2 separate regions of the Homo sapiens genome follow, and region 1 is linked to region 2. A link is a contact called in ENCODE Hi-C or POLR2A ChIA-PET data. All regions are on one chromosome and are shown on one strand. Each heading gives the region's core, a stretch centred on a gene start or an enhancer-like site at or near the end of the contact. The rest is flanking DNA. Distances are from core to core; before and after follow the strand shown.

Region 1 (2,803 bases), core at 35-2,534, 41 kb before region 2:
CCATGCAAAATGCATCTTCACACAGACTTATTTTGCCATTTTAGTTTGATTTTTGAAGACATGAGTTCAGCACATCTGCCAAATCCTTTTATAAGATGCTACATTCCTGTTTTTATTTTAGTTTATTTTATTTATGAAAAGTTCTTTTCTTCTCCACTCCACCCCCAGACAGTCATTCCTCTCTGTCCTAAACCATAACACTGCTGTACATTGCATTTTTAAAAATAAACCAAAACTGGGAAGAAAAACTTTTTAAAAAAGTAATTCTCCTGTTGGCCTAGCTAGATGAAAAAACAAAAAGCAAAACAAAAACAAAAGCAAAAACAAAATCTTGTATTGAAAATATACTATTTGATAATGGGCTTTTATGTTCGTTTGCCAAATGTAGAATCACAGAGTTTTTGTTGTATTTTTTTTAGTGTGGGAAGGAGGCAACTGGTTTGGGGAGGAAAAAGATGGAGTAAAACAGATGAAGAAGAATCAGTTTGCAAACATATGTTAATATTTAGATTCTTTTTTTAAAAAAGTGAAAACTTAACTAGTGAATGCTTTTCTACAAACTGTCTTTGATACTGTGTTTTGTTTATTCCATCCCAGAAGAAGTTAGCGGTATTCAGCAAGATGCAGGACTCTCTGGAAGTCACCCTTCCCAGCAAACAAGAGGAGGAGGATGAGGAGGAGGAGGAGGAGGAGAAAGACCAGCCTGCCGAGATGGAGTACCTTAACTCTCGCTGTGTCCTTTTCACTTATTTCCAGGGAGACATTGGGTCAGTAGTGGATGAACACTTCTCAAGAGCTTTGGGCCAAGCCATCACCCTCCATCCAGAATCTGCCATTTCAAAAAGCAAGATGGGGCTAACCCCCCTATGGCGAGGTAAGAATTCAAAAGCAGATGTTCTCCAGGGCACTGTCTTTGTTTCGCAACTGCCTGTACCAGGTTCCAGCTGGAGACTTGCCCCTGAGGATGGATATCCACTTGCTTTTTAATATTTAAGGACAGTGAGGAATTTCTTTCAGACAAACAGCTGGATCGGTTTTGTCACATGTGGAATGTAGGGTTGGAAAGGATGCAGTCACACCCCTTAAATTCCTCATGGAAAGTAGTGATACAACCGGCTTGAGTTTATAGTGGCTGCACTGAGCTGCGAAGTACCATTCCTAAAGCCCCAGTGGCCCAATTTGGATCTCTAAATAATAGGCGTGTCTAAATCAGCTTTTAAAAAATTAGCTCTTGCTCATTCCAATAGGTGCTATGTGGTGACATACCAGAGACCTGAGTCTGACCCAGGAATACAGACATTGAAAGCTGTCTGTGTTCTTTGAATAGGCTTCTTTATCCTGATTTGTTATTGTATTAACTCTTTATAGTATACACTCTAGGCATTTTGGCAGCATCCACATGGCTTAAACTAGTGTTTTTACCTTGATAAAGAAAGAGCAGCACATTGGACTCCTTTATTTCTCTCTGTATCGAGCTCACAGAGATGTGTTTGAAACTGATTTCTGACTCATAGAAAATTATTGGTGACATCTAAATCAGGGTAATTACAGGGTTAGATAAAAACATAATACGTCATTCCAATGACAGCTTCAGAGAAATTTGCTACAGTGGTGATTTCTTCCAAATTCACCTGGTTATAGGAATGATCTAGTAAAATGGTTCTCGAGGTGTGATTTTCCTGACCAGGAACATCAGTGCCACATGGGAGCTTGTTAGAAGTGCGAATTCTTGGGCTCCACCCCAGACCTGCAGAATCAGAAGCTCTGGGGTGGGGCAATCTGTGTTTTAACCAGCCCTCCCAGTGACTCCAGTGCAGAGTTTGATAATCATTGATCTAGTCCTGTTAAGGACAGTTTGCAGGACCCCCTTATCTCGAATCTATTGAACTAGAATCTTCATAGGAAGGTGTGGGAATCACACTTTAACAAGGGCTCTGGGTAATTCCTATCATGAGGAAAAGCTGGCTACCTGTGGGCAGGGCCAGGTGAGCAGTGAGCAGTGACTAGTGGTACCTTCTGGGCAGCACAGGAATGGTTCTGCTCTACTGTAGAAGTCCTGGCCACATGGAATTGCTGGGCCTGATCTTTTCTTACCTACTTGACCTTTCTTTTCTTCTCTCCCTCCCTCCCTTCTTACCCTCTCTCCTTCCTTCCCTCCCTGTTTGCCTCTTCTCCTCTCCTCTCCTTCTTTTTTTTCTTTGCTTCTTTACTTTTCTTTTTAGTAAATATAAACAACACTAAACAGTGACTATAAAGGGGAAGGTGGAATACAAATAAAATATCCAAGGCCTTGATGGAAATGAACTGAAAAACATACTAGTTATTTGATTAGTAAATAATATGGGCTTACTATGAGAACTGAGACTTAGTCCTTGGAAGCCTATGATGCTTATGTAATAGACTAATGTCCTATTTAACAGGACGTGATGAATAATTTTAATAATTTGTAGAGGAAGAAAATAGGAAAACATTAGTGAGTTAGATGGCTTTAATAAATAATTTGATATATCAATAATGAATCCTATTAAGATAATCAGTGCCAGGAGAGTAATAAATATAATGTCTACTTCTTTTAGCACATGGGCATATGCAACCTTGCTATCATTTAAACTGAAAAATCAGAATTAATGTCCCAAATTATTTCTTGGTGTGAGAGTGATTGTCTATAGAATCATATTCAAAATAATTTTTAGTGGGATGTTGTGAATGTGCAGAAACCCTACAACACATCAGCATTTTCTCTGTAATTTGCAAAACACATTACACAAGTTCCTTTAGCAGATGTTAAACTGTAGCATAGAAA
Region 2 (2,969 bases), core at 160-2,659:
CTATCAGTTAAGCAGTGGAAAACTGTTATGGAAAAGCAAACATGTTTTGATAGATTTAATGTGTAAAGAAGGTATCCATACTCTGGAATGCTGCTGATCAATAAATGAGCTGCAAGACTTTGTTCGAAACAACACTCAAGCACAACTGTTTTACTTTCCATACCAAGTTTGGCTGTGACTGAATGAAGAACATCAGCATTGATCTTTGCTTTGCACTTGTACAAGAGACTATTTGCAGAGAGCCAAATATAGCAACAGAGGATTTAATATCTTGCCAAAAAATACAAAATCTGTTCCCCTTTAAGCATGACACTCTATCCTTTCTTGTGGATCTTGCTAAAAGGAAAATATAGCTTTAAACTCCCCTATTCCTTCTGTTGAAAGCTTAAGAATCTTTTTCAAATGAGCTATGTATGGTTTTGTGGTATTTTATGTTTCCAAAAGAAAATGGCTACATGAAAAATCTGTCCAGTGTTATCATTTTTCTTACAAAAAATACTTCTAGTTATGGTTGTATTAATTAATTTGATTGTGATAATGATTACACAATGTTTACCTATATCAAATCATCATATCGTATACCTTAAATATATATAACTTTTATGTGTCAATTATAACTCAGTAAGTCTGGGAAAATATCGTTAAGTCAAAGATTAGAGTCAACAGAAATAAAGAAAAATCATACTTTGATAACTTCAGGACTAATCAAGGATCAATGGGTGACATGATATCATGCTATGTGCCATTTTGTGTTAAACAAATTACACCAACAATAAAAAAAATTGGCTTCAATCAACGAGGTTCTTTCTTTGTCTTAGAACATGGGTGCTTTGTTCTGAGTGTTGTCTGATGGGTAGGCAGATTAGTTTAGATTTCTCTATAATGTGGTTAATGACAATAGCTCTTCTGCTCAGTTTATGATGCATATAAAGAATTTTGAAAGTAGTCTTACAAACTTCACCATGAAGTTTCTGCAGTGACAGCTTTACCAGACATCTCCGTGTGGGATTTTAAAACAAACACAAGGCTGTTTGGAAATACTTGGTATATATAAATATGCAAAATATGCTGAACAGCGCTAACAGCTGTAGGGTGAACTCCCTCATCCTTGAGCAGAATATTTTGGTGGCAGTGTGGTTATTTTTTCCATCTTTGCTTTTAATTCCCGCCCCCCCCCCCGCTCTTTTCTCCACCCACTCACCCATCTACAATCCACTCCAAAAGCACAAATTTAACACCCTTCCCCCTACTTCCACACTGCTTCCAAGAAAATCATTTTAGTAGATTCCCACTGGAAAAGGTGGGTGGTGGCTTGATGGAATGTTTCTGAGTTACACGATGTTGTAAAGCCTGAGCTTCGGGGAACTTGCTTGGACTTGATCTGACATCAGGCTCACACACAGCCCAGACACTCTGCAGGCCAGATTCCATTAAGGCTTATCATTGCAAGAAGAGGAAAAGTCCTGTTGTGAGTGGCCCTCCAGCCATGATGATTCCAAAGATGGCAAAATAATCATTTTAAGTGTGTGCTATCAGGTTCTGTAACATCAAGGCACTCATCCTTTTATGAAAATAAGCATATGCCCTATTTTCATATGCCTTTCCTCAGAGCCCGAAAATGGAGGGAGGACACAAGAAAAGTTAAAATTCAAAGTTTCTTCTTATGGTATCTTGAAGAATTGAAGGTTTGAAGGAAAGAAGGTACCAAATATGAAGAGAGAAGGCCCACATCCTAGGACCATTTCCACTGGTGATTTGTTGATATTATTTAATCTTATATTTCTGTTTATCTGTCCAAGGAAGATCAAGTGAAATAAATCTAAACTGATTTGGGAAAAATAAAGTGCTATATAAATACAAAGAAATAGGAACCAATATTTAATGAAAGTCATTGATCTATCATGAGTATTACATGAATTCACCTCAAGTGATTCTCACAAATAGCAATATGCAGATAGCATTATTTGAGAAGCTGTTAGCAATATAAAAATGGGGGTTGAGTTTCAGCAATGCTACTTAGAAGCTGTATATTTTGGATAATTTTCTTCACCTCTTTAAGTCACAGTGTGGTCATCTGTATGTAAAATGAAGATTTTTTTTTTTTTTTTTTTTTTGAGCGGGAGTCTAGCTCTGTCACCCAGGCTAGAGTGCAGTGGCTGGATCTCGGCTCACCGCAACTTCTGCCTCCTGAATTCAAGGGATTCTCCTGCCTCAGCCTCCCAAGTAGCTGGGATTACAGGTGCCTGCCACCATGCCCAGCTAATTTTTGTATTTCTAGTAGAGACTGGGTTTCACTGGCCAGACTCGTCTCGAACTCCTGACCTTGTGATCTGCCTGCCTTAGCCTCCCAAAGTGCTGGGACTACAAGCGTGAGCCACTGAGCCCAGCCATCAAATGAAGATATTAAAGGAAACTACTTCACAGAGTTGTTACTAGAATTAAGTATTTAATTTACTTATCACTAAGTAAATATTGTTGTTGCTCTTTAATTAATCTAACTTTTCAGTAATTGAGGAAATCATCAGTTAAGTTCATTCTGAAGGGCACTGATATAATTTGGCCCTGAGCACCCACTCAAATTTCATCTTGTAGCTCCTATAATTACCAAGAATTGTGGAAGGGACCCAGTGCTGTTCTTGTGATAGTGAATGAGTCTCACAAGATCTGATAGTTTTACAAAGGGGAGTTTCCTTGCACAAGCTATCTCTTTGTATGCTGCCATCCATGTAATATGTAACTTGCTCTTCCTTGCCTTCCACCATGATTGTGAGGCCTCCCCAATCATGTGGAACTGTAAGTTCATTAAACCTCTTTCTTTTGTAAATTGCCCAGTCTCGGGTATGAAATCAGCAGCACGAAAATGGGCTAATACAGTAAATTGGTACCAGTAGAGTGGGGGCACTGCTGAAAAGATACCCAATAATGTGGAAGCAACTTTGGAAATGGGTAACAGGCAGAGGTTGGAACAG

The links. A loop is a pair of places that touch in the nucleus more often than their neighbours do. ChIA-PET counts read pairs that join two places held with the same protein, here RNA polymerase II (POLR2A). Pooled maps may share reads with other maps.
Region 1: a loop to region 2 is called in a map of posterior vena cava, with 2.5 times the contacts of the local background. The contact joins two enhancer-like sites. A Hi-C loop is called at or near these places in 7 of 168 maps with a recorded cell type or tissue (Caco-2, IMR-90, PC-9 and 3 more) and 3 of 50 pooled maps. POLR2A ChIA-PET finds 5 or more read pairs at or near these places in 4 of 52 experiments (AG04450, BJ, MCF 10A and 1 more).

The regions. Positions count from the first base shown.
Region 1 is chr3:86,976,597-86,979,399 of GRCh38, reverse strand. VGLL3 (vestigial like family member 3) reads left to right here. Exons shown (of 4, transcript NM_016206.4): 2 at 598-874. Among named protein-coding and RNA genes, the nearest start is that of VGLL3, 13 kb to the left of the region's middle. Within about 2 kb of position 1,284, at least 5 of the 41 ENCODE cell types and tissues checked have a DNase peak (open chromatin) inside an H3K27ac peak, as active enhancers do; they include mammary epithelial cell, where a contact is called at or near this core.
Region 2 is chr3:86,935,796-86,938,764 of GRCh38, reverse strand. It overlaps VGLL3 (vestigial like family member 3), which reads left to right. Exons shown (of 4, transcript NM_016206.4): 4 at 1-792. Among named protein-coding and RNA genes, the nearest start is that of VGLL3, 54 kb to the left of the region's middle. Within about 2 kb of position 1,409, at least 7 of the 41 ENCODE cell types and tissues checked have a DNase peak (open chromatin) inside an H3K27ac peak, as active enhancers do; they include mammary epithelial cell, where a contact is called at or near this core.